Linked DNA regions of Homo sapiens: region 1 is linked to region 2. The links are chromatin contacts, found by Hi-C or POLR2A ChIA-PET in ENCODE. All regions are on one chromosome and are shown on one strand. The core of a region is the stretch at or near the end of the contact, and the rest is flanking DNA. Distances in the headings are between cores, read along the strand shown. Region 1 overlaps IGFBP-AS1 (IGFBP5 antisense RNA 1). Region 2 overlaps IGFBP-AS1 (IGFBP5 antisense RNA 1).

The links. Hi-C counts contacts between places; a loop is a spot of excess contacts on that map. ChIA-PET counts read pairs that join two places held with the same protein, here RNA polymerase II (POLR2A). Pooled maps may share reads with other maps.
Region 1: a loop to region 2 is called in a pooled map, with 2.0 times the contacts of the local background. The contact joins two enhancer-like sites. A Hi-C loop is called at or near these places in 4 of 168 maps with a recorded cell type or tissue (Right ventricle myocardium superior, mesothelial cell of epicardium, ovary and 1 more) and 2 of 50 pooled maps. POLR2A ChIA-PET finds 5 or more read pairs at or near these places in 4 of 52 experiments (BJ, SK-N-SH, activated T-cell and 1 more).

What each region holds. Positions count from the first base shown.
Region 1 is chr2:216,797,069-216,801,855 of GRCh38, reverse strand. It overlaps IGFBP-AS1 (IGFBP5 antisense RNA 1), which reads right to left. Exons shown (of 6, transcript NR_187138.1): 4 at 2,171-2,307. Among named protein-coding and RNA genes, the nearest start is that of TNP1, 61 kb to the left of the region's middle. Within about 2 kb of position 1,757, at least 10 of the 41 ENCODE cell types and tissues checked have a DNase peak (open chromatin) inside an H3K27ac peak, as active enhancers do; they include ovary, where a contact is called at or near this core.
Region 2 is chr2:216,732,854-216,737,263 of GRCh38, reverse strand. The region is part of intron 2 of IGFBP-AS1 (IGFBP5 antisense RNA 1); the gene reads right to left. Among named protein-coding and RNA genes, the nearest start is that of IGFBP5, 40 kb to the right of the region's middle. Within about 2 kb of position 2,088, at least 4 of the 41 ENCODE cell types and tissues checked have a DNase peak (open chromatin) inside an H3K27ac peak, as active enhancers do; they include ovary, where a contact is called at or near this core.

The sequences.
Region 1 (4,787 bases), core at 508-3,007, 65 kb before region 2:
GGGGTGACTAGGAGAACAGGGGGCTTTCAGAAACTGAGAATGTGGAAGATGACCACCCCTGAATGGAAAGATCAGAAAGAAGAGGAGGCAAGGAACAAAAGAAGAACTTCAAAAGACTGAGCTATGGGATCTAGAGTAGGCTCTGTGCACTTCCAACAAGGCCAGGCCAAACCAGGCAAAATTCTGTGGTTTTAGCTATGCAGCTACCAAGGTCCTCCGCTTTCTATCATTTAAGAAGTAGGTTTGTGTAGGTTTGGAGTGTAGCGTGTATGTGTGTTTTAACTTGGCTAACTTGAAACTTCCTTCCCCCAGATTAATCAAAGAATCAGCATATGACTTACTCAGAATATAGGTCACAGAATTATAGAATGTTATTGCAGGAAGAAGCCTTTGAGGATACACACTTGTACACACCCAAAGAGTGGCTTAATAAATGCATGTTGAATGAGGACACTTCATTACAGGGTTAAAGAATTATCCATCTATTCAACAATTATTACATACCTATTATGTGTTGGATCCTGTATTAAAATTAGGCCAGTTGCACAAATTCATCTGCTAGAGCAGCAAAAAAAATATTTTATTCAAGGCTGTTTAGCAGTTTAATCAAAAAGCTAAACTATTTTTTAAAGCCCTGAATGATATTTTTTTCCCCTATACTTGGACAATCAGGCATATGGGCCTTGGCATAAAAATGTTCCAGATCCCAGTTGGGGTAAGGCATGTGGCTAAAAAGACCTTCGAGCACTTCCAGTCCTTTCCACACTCCTGGAAGGTTTTTAAGAAAAAAAGAAGAAAAAGAAACACCCTTTGGTTTCAGTATGCACTCTCTGTACTTGCATCTGTCTCTTTGGACGTGGTTGGCCAAAGAGTCTGCTAAAAATATAACGAAAGAAGGTGGGTGGGAAGTGAGGAATATAGGGAGAAAATTGAAAAAACTAACCCTGTTCCTTGCTGGCTGCCTCCCCCCACAAATTCACCACAATGTTTAAGCATGTCACTATTTATCCCTCTTTTTAGCCATATTTTTGACACTTGACATGGGTATATACTGTCTTTTAAATAAAAGGTAAAAGTGCTCTCATTTTTATTCTTCCTGTTGGGCTCAAGAGTCTCTGAGACTGAGAAAAACTCTCTAGCTTCAAGCAGGTCTTTGTTCTGATTTTGCTGCCTCCCAATGGCTGGAAGGCAGGCTGGGGAGTGGTGGGAAGGGTGTTTGAGCCAATACCCATTGTATGGGTAGCAGAATCCGCCAAGATCCTGAAGGTATACGGGAACCAGTTTAATAGACTTCCAAGGACCAGCCAGCTGGGAGTACCCAAGTCTCTGGTTTCTCAGTTTCCAGGATCTGTTCATCCATGTCATGGTTGGAGTTTGCCCAAAGGGAACAGAGGAAGGGAGCTCAGCAGGAGCTAGTCCGGGAGCTGGGTGGTTGGATCATTGGGCTTCTTGGAGTTTGCTTCAACTCTTCCCTTTCAGCAAAGGTTACTGGAGCAGGCTGGGCCTACTTGGGCTAGGAGAGCTGAGTCATGCATGGGAAGGGACACCAGCAACTATAAATTATCTTGTGTGTAAGGCTGGCTTTCGAAAACTCTGGCTTTGGGCTTAGAGGCTTTATTTATATCTCTCACAGGAATATTTTTCAAACTCATGACCATGCACTCTGTATTGCTTTGGGGACACTCCAAGCACCTGGTCTCCTCTATGATGAGTCCTGCAGGTGACAGTCCCCAGAGGCCCTGGGCCTGGACTCTGAGTCTGCTGTCACTCACACCCACACGTACACCCCCTTGTTGCCAAGGCCAGGACCCCATCCCACACATAGATGCATGTCCAACTTCATTGGCACAATGTTGCGTGCAGACACACAGATGACATTCAGCCACACATCCACACACACACACACACACACACACACAGAGTCTCTCTCTCTTTCTCTCCCTTTCTCCCCATATGCAAACTACTACAACCCACTGGTTCTCTGCCCATTTCAGAGACAGCCTCTGCTCACTGTGAAACCTGCAACACACAAGAATACTCCACAGGCTGAAGGGCCCCTCCAGGAGTCAGATGCCCACTTCTCTGGCTGAGGAGCATTTTGTAACTGACTGAACACATTTTTTTTTGTGCTTTGGTAATTTGGTTTGCTTGTTGTTGTTGTTACTCGTACCTTACAAAGTGGATAGCGAGGTACCATAAAATAGTAGCTGCCACCTAATTCACACTCTTGAGAACAGTTTCTCTGGCCAAATCCTCGCAAATCAGAGTGAGGTGCCATGGAGATGCTTCTCCTCCGTCTTGGATTATCTGGCAAAGAGAAGCAAAATTTCCTGAGCACAAGTGCAAGAGGGGGCAAGGTTATCTCTTCTGATAAATGTGAATGCTTTTGTCTCTTCTTAGCCCACTGACATTGTTTCTGTATCTTCCACCTCCCTAGCCTTTTCTTTTCTCTTCCCTGCTTTGTAATTAGATGATTTTTGAAAATTTAATAAATTAGTGATTGTTATTTATTTCCCCTGGCTTATTTACCATTATTTGTTTTTATCAAAGTCTCTTCAAGATAGATAGAAAGTATCTCATTGTGGCCACTTTCCTGAGAGAGACACAGGAAAAACAAAACACTTTTCCTAGGATCTCATAGGACAGTGGCTGTGATGGGTTTGAGTCCAACACCTCCAGACCCTGCCTAGCAAATTGCTTCTAGAATGATGACCACAGGTCCCTGTAATTCATCCAGCCCAACTTCTATCCTCTGAGCCCTGTGTCTTCTTATTCAAAGGACATAGGACTGACTTCAACACTCACTCACTACCTTTCTGGGAAGCAGTACTCCTAGACTTTGAGGCTAGATCTTATGGGGCTGTCCTCGCCTGTCAGTAGAAGGGATAGTTAGGGCTCTACATGGGGCAGCAGTGACCCTATTGTTGATTGCCACAATGCCAGAAATTTGAAAAAAATGTCATAGTTCTACTTGAGGTTAGTGTTCCCCAGTTCCTCCCTCTTCCCACCTGATTTCCCCAACATCATAAGCACATGCTGTTCACACATATCTAATACTCTTATCCCACCATCATCTCTAGCTATCTTCCAAGCACAAATATATACATATATAAGGAATCACTTTCTCATCCCTGGATCATCCAACCATCTTTCTCCCGCTACTCAAACATTACTTAACTTTCTACTTCTTCCACCAGCTTTTTCAGACAATTTATTTTCCTCTTGACTACACAAAGCACTAATTCCTGCCACATATATCTCATGGAAATGTTTGCACCTCATCCTTCCATGGCTGTTCAATGCTAACAGTTCAGTTGTGCTTTTCGGGCAATGGGGGGCATGCCAGACAGTTCCACCTGTCCCTCCAAGTCCAACCTTCTCCATCCTACTGAGCCTCAGGAGGCCAACCCCTAGGGGCCCTATCAAGGGGAGTCCCTTGCCCTACAGTTTTCATTTGGATTTGGCCAGTGGGAGGCACTATCTGGAAGTCAGAGAGAATGAAGAAAGGGGAAGCTGGGAATTGATTCCCTCATTCTCTCCTTGCAGCATTGTTCCAGGTTGTCTGGGCTCCTTACAGCTCCTGGCATATCGTCCTCTCTATGGACCTATACATTAGTTTCCTGTGGCTGCTATAATAAATTCCTGCAAACTTGGTGGGTTAAAAACAACAGTAATATGTTCTCTCATAGTTCCAGGAGGACAGAAGTCTGGAATCAAGGTATTGGCAGGGTCACGCTCCCTCTGGAGGCTCTGGGATCAACAGGATCAGTTCTCTGCCTCTCCCAGCTTCTGGTGGCTGTCAGCATTCCTTGTCTTGTGGCCTCATCACACCAATCTCTATCTCTGTGGTCACATTGCCTCCTCCTCTTCTGTCTTCTCTTCTGTCTAAAATCCCTCTCTTTCATTTACGAAGACATTTGTCATTAGATTTAAGGCCCACTTGGATAAACCAGAGTAATCTCCTGATCTCAAGATCCTTAACTTAATGATATCTGCAAAGACCCCTTTTCCGAATAAGGTCACGTTCGCAGGTTCCAGGGATGGCCACCAGGCTCAACTAATTTTTTGTGTGTTTTTAGTAGAGACGGGGTTTCACCATGTTGGCCAGGCTGGTCTCGATCTTCTGACCTCATGATCCACCCGCCTCGGCCTCCCAAAGTACTGAGATTACAGGTGTGAGCCATCACACCTGTCCCGTGAACAATCTTTTTATTACTTTCATTAAGCTCACTTCTAATCACCCAGTTTGTTTCCTAACTGGTACAGGCATCTTGAGGTCAAAGGCATCAGGTAAAGCATCTGTGGGACTCACCCTATGCACTCTATGCAGAAAGTAAAGATTTATTGATGATAATGATAAAAATGAGAATAAGAACTTCAAGAGAGAAAGGGCCCAGCCCTCAGGAGCAGCATCATAGCAAACATCGCATACAGTTCCTCCCTAAACTCAGTCACGGGTACGAAATGAAGGGGTAGAATTGGAATGATTCTAGATTCTTTCCAGACCCTTTCTGTTAAGACTATTCCACTTAGAATATTTCAGCAGCAAGTAAACAGAATCAAATCCTCCTCCAATCTTGACTCCAATGGCTTAAATGGTGGCTCTCAAACTTTAGCATGTACCTGAAGGGCTTGTTAAAAGGCAAACAGCTGAGCCCCCCTCCCAGAGATTTTAATTAAGTAGTTCTGGGTAAGACTCAAGAATTTGCATTTCTAACAAGTTCCCAGGGGATGCTGATTGGCGTTTCTGGTCCAGAGACCAGACTTTGAAAACCACTGGCTTAAAA
Region 2 (4,410 bases), core at 839-3,338:
CCTACTTGCAATTTATCAGAGAAAAGTCTAAGTTGTCCTCTCAAGTTCCCAGCTCTCTTCCTGTTTCCTCCCCATCTTGCTGCCCACCAAGAAGAAAGTAAAAAAAATCAGACAAAAGTTTTCCACCTTCTTGAGATTTTCAACCCAACACAATCACTTCAGGTTTCCCAGGACATCCCTGCCATGGACACAGACTATCTTGTAGAAAGAAAAGAAAAGAGAAAAAAAGAAAAGAAAAGAGAGAGAAGAAAGGGAAGGGAAAGAAAAGGAAGGGAAGGAAAGGGAGAAAGAGAGAGAGAGAAAGAAAAGAAAGAAGAAAGAAAAAGAAAGAAAAGAAAGAAAGAGAAGGAAAGAGACAGAGAGAGAGAGAAAGGGAGGGAGGAAGGAAAGGAGGGAAGGGGTGGGGGGGAGGGAGGGAACCAGTCATTGTTCCTTTGCCCCATACTTATCTTAACAGGCAAGAGCACTACTTAAAAAGGGAAGGATGCTATTTTCAAAAGATGTGCAAAGTGATTTCTCTACCATGGGCATCACCCACATTGCACCCAAATTTATATGCAAGATCCTTTGAAAGTCCTGAACAAAGTGGCAAAACAGAGACAAGCACAATCACAGTCAGAAGGAATGGAAGGTCCCGGGAAGAGGCCCCAGATGCCTCAGGCTCCCTGCCCACCCCAGCCCCCCTTCCTTCTCAATTTGGTGACATGAATCTCTGGTGTAGGAGCCTCTCCTCAAGTTTAATCTGCCACTTGTCAAGCAGTGGGTCAAATTCTCCCAGCTGTCACCATGAGTCTGCTCATCCAAACAGATGTTGACACTTTGGTTTACAAAGAAGGAAGCTAGAGAAGTGGAGGAGTGGGGTCTGGAAACATGGGAGGGAATGAGATGTGGCTGTCAGAGGACTTAGCAGGCCTGTTAATTCCATGGCATCCTTATTTTCTAAGAGTTTTTCGCTCTGTCTGCATAGCCTAACTCCTTCTACTGCGTCTCCATCTCGGCCCCTTTCTTCCTTCTTGGTGGTTCCTCATGATTGGAAACCTCCAAGGATCATTTAATGTGGTGGCTCACAGATTACAGATAACAGTAAAATGTCTCCCAAAGTTTGAGTCCTACATGGGAATGCCAACTCATTTTCCAAATGCTCACTCAGGGGAGCTTCTGGGGCAAGCAATGGAGCCCCCAACTCAAGCTGAATTCAACAATAAGAAGACAAATCTTCTCATGTCACTGGAAGAGCAAAGGTAGAGTGACTCTATACAATGTCACATTAGCAGTCTAGTGACATTCTCTAGGCCCCAGAATGTCACCTTCCCCTCTCTCCACACTGCTATCCACAGCCCCTGTATGGTCCCTCCTGGCTACAAAAGGCTACCAGGAGCAATGCAAACTAAAAGCTTTCACATTCAACAAGAGAAAGCAGAGGAACTTCTGCCCCAAGCATGCACTATAAATCCTTCCACCATCTAATCTGAGTGGGCTAATTTGGGTCACTTACATGAACAATAGCTGTCACCAGCTTAAACCAGTAGTTCTCAAACTTTTCTGACATGGAACCATTTTAAAACTCTAAAAATTATTGAGGACTCCAGAGAGCTTTTTTTTTGGGTGAGTTACATCTATAGATATGTGTTATATTAGGAATTAATACTGGGAATTTTAAAAGATATTTATTTATCAATTCATTTAAAAATAACAATAACAACTGCATTACATGTTAACATCAATAACATATTTGTTATTTTTTTGAAACTATGGCCTTTAAGAATTCAGTGAGAAGTGTAGCATTGTTCCACATCTTTGCAAATCCCTTTTATTTCCAGTTTAATAGAAGACAGCTGGCCTCTCCTATCTGCCTCTGCATTCAATCTGTTGCAATATCACATGACAGCTCGCCTCTGGAAAACTTCAGTGTATACTTGTGAGAGAATGAAAGTGAAAAAGGCAAATAATGGCTTAGTATAAAAATAGTTCTGACCTCCCAGACCCCCTGAAAGGGTCTTATGGCCACGGTCTGAGGACCGCTGGCTTAGCCTCACCAGGCCTGCCCTCCGAATCAGGGGGTGGGGTGGACGCCTGAACAAAACAGCTCCTGTTGGAGGTGGAAAGGGGCGCTGAGTTTCAGTAGCAACAAGCAGTGTCCCTTCACTGTATGAAATACACACAAACAGACAACATCTGCCATCTACCATCTCCAACATTTCATTTAAAAAGAGCATTTTGTGGAGTTTTTGTTTGTTTGTTTGTTTGTTTGTTTGAGACAGAGTCTCGCTCTGCTGCCCAGGCTGGAGTGCAGTGGCACGATCTCAGCTCACTGCAAGCTCTGCCTCCTGGGTTCACGCTATTCTCCTGCCTCAGCCTCCTGAGTAGCTGGGACTACAGGTGCCCGCCACCACACCAGGCTAATTTTTTGTATTTTTAGTAGAGACAGGGTTTACTGTGTTAGCCAGGATGGTCTCGATCTCCTGACCTCGTGATCTGCCTGCCTCAGCATCTCAAAGTGCTGGGATTACAGGCATGAGCCACCGCACCCGGCCTAAAAGGAGCACTTTGATATCAAAGACATAGGATGAACCCAATTTCATGATAAAGGGTGGGGGTTTTGATTGAATGCCTATAGTTTTATGAAAAACTTACTACACAGGCCGGGCATGGTGGCTTATGCCTGTAATCCCAGAACCTTGGGAGGCCGAGATGGGCGGATCACCTGAGCTCAGGAGTTTGAGACCAGCCTGGCCAACATGGTGAAACCCTGTCTCTATTAAAAACACAAAATTAGCTGGGTGTGGTGGCACATGCCTGTAATCCCAGCTGCTCGGGAAGCTCAGGCAGGGGAATCACTTGAACCCAGGAGACAGGTTGCAGTAAGCTGAGATTGCGCCACTGCACTCCCGCCTGGGTGACAAAAGCAAACTCCATCTGAATGAATGAACGAATAAAGCATTTTGATATCAAAGACATAGGACGAACACAATTTCATGATAAAGAGTGGGGGTTTTGATTGAATGCCCATAGTTTTATGAAAAACTTACTACACTGATTGGAAATGGAAAGAGAGGAAGAAGACAGTGGATGCATGGTCTCTGGCTTGAGAAGAGGTGAGAAAAGGTGACAGAGGAGGGCATTTACTCAAACAAAGAAACAGAGAGGAGCAAGTTTGGGGTAGAAACTTGAATTCCACTTTGGACAGGTTGAGCTTGACCAGGACCTGGAAGACAGCCAGGTCAGACAACTGAGTATGGAGATCTGGGGCTCAGACAGCTCCAAAATTCTAAAATTTGGGCTACATAGAAATGCATAAAGAAGGAAATAAAAATCACCCAAATTCTCATAACCCAGAGACAACTGTGATTAAGACATCGTTCTAGTTTCTAACAGACATATTCCTTGGTTTACTGAGACGCAGAGCAGTGCGAAGGTTAAAAGCAAAATCTCAGAGCCAGGAGCTAAGCCAGTTACTAGCTCTGTGACCTTATACCCTTATACAAGTGATGGCCTTCTGTCTACTTCAGCCGCTTCATCTGTAAAATGTAGATCATGGTACCTATGCTAGAAAGAGGGAATCTCAGGAAAGGTGACCCCCTTTAAGTCCCTGCCTTGTTCATCTCAGTAACCCCTTAATTTAGTACAGTTACATGGTGAGTGTTCGATAAATATTTAACTAATAAATGTGATTTTTCACAGATGGACTATAAGGAAGGAAGGAAGGAATTAAAACTGACCCAAAGAGGAAGTTTAGGAGGATTTCCTAACTCACAACCATGAAAAACCAAAGCGCATATTCCCTGGGGATATTTCCCAACATGATAGACTTCGGTCAGCTTCAGATGGGAGCAGAGGCAGAGGAATGGCCACAGTGACCCGTAACGACTCTAAGGGCCTGAGCAGAGGCAGCATGTCCTAGTTAAAAAACAAACATTAAAAAAATCATCTGGGTTTGAGTCCCGGCTTGTAGAGATTTATAGAACGTGGGGGTTTATGGGACTTCAGGGACCTTCCCCGTTTCTTCCATAGCCCACATGCAAATCCCTCCCACACTCTCACCATCTTGCAGTCTGACCTCTAATCCCCATCTGACCACATCCATGACGAGGGGACTTATTCTCCAAAAAGCCCATTTTAGTAACATGTCCTTGGAAAGATCTGAAGCAAACCTCTTTGAAAATATCATTGACATGACATTTTCTGTCCTAGGATGGCGAACCTGGTTGATATCCAAGCCGGAATGTTTATGAGACTAACTCTGCCTCTTCTCTTGCCTACGGGGGATACCACCTCTCGTAAGAACAAACAAATCCACCTCAGCCGATGCCATTTTAGAACACTTGATGCATTTCTCCAAGTAGTTTTTTCAAATAAGAGAAACCTCTGCTAACTCTGTGAACTTGATTAAATTTCTAACCTTTCTTAGCC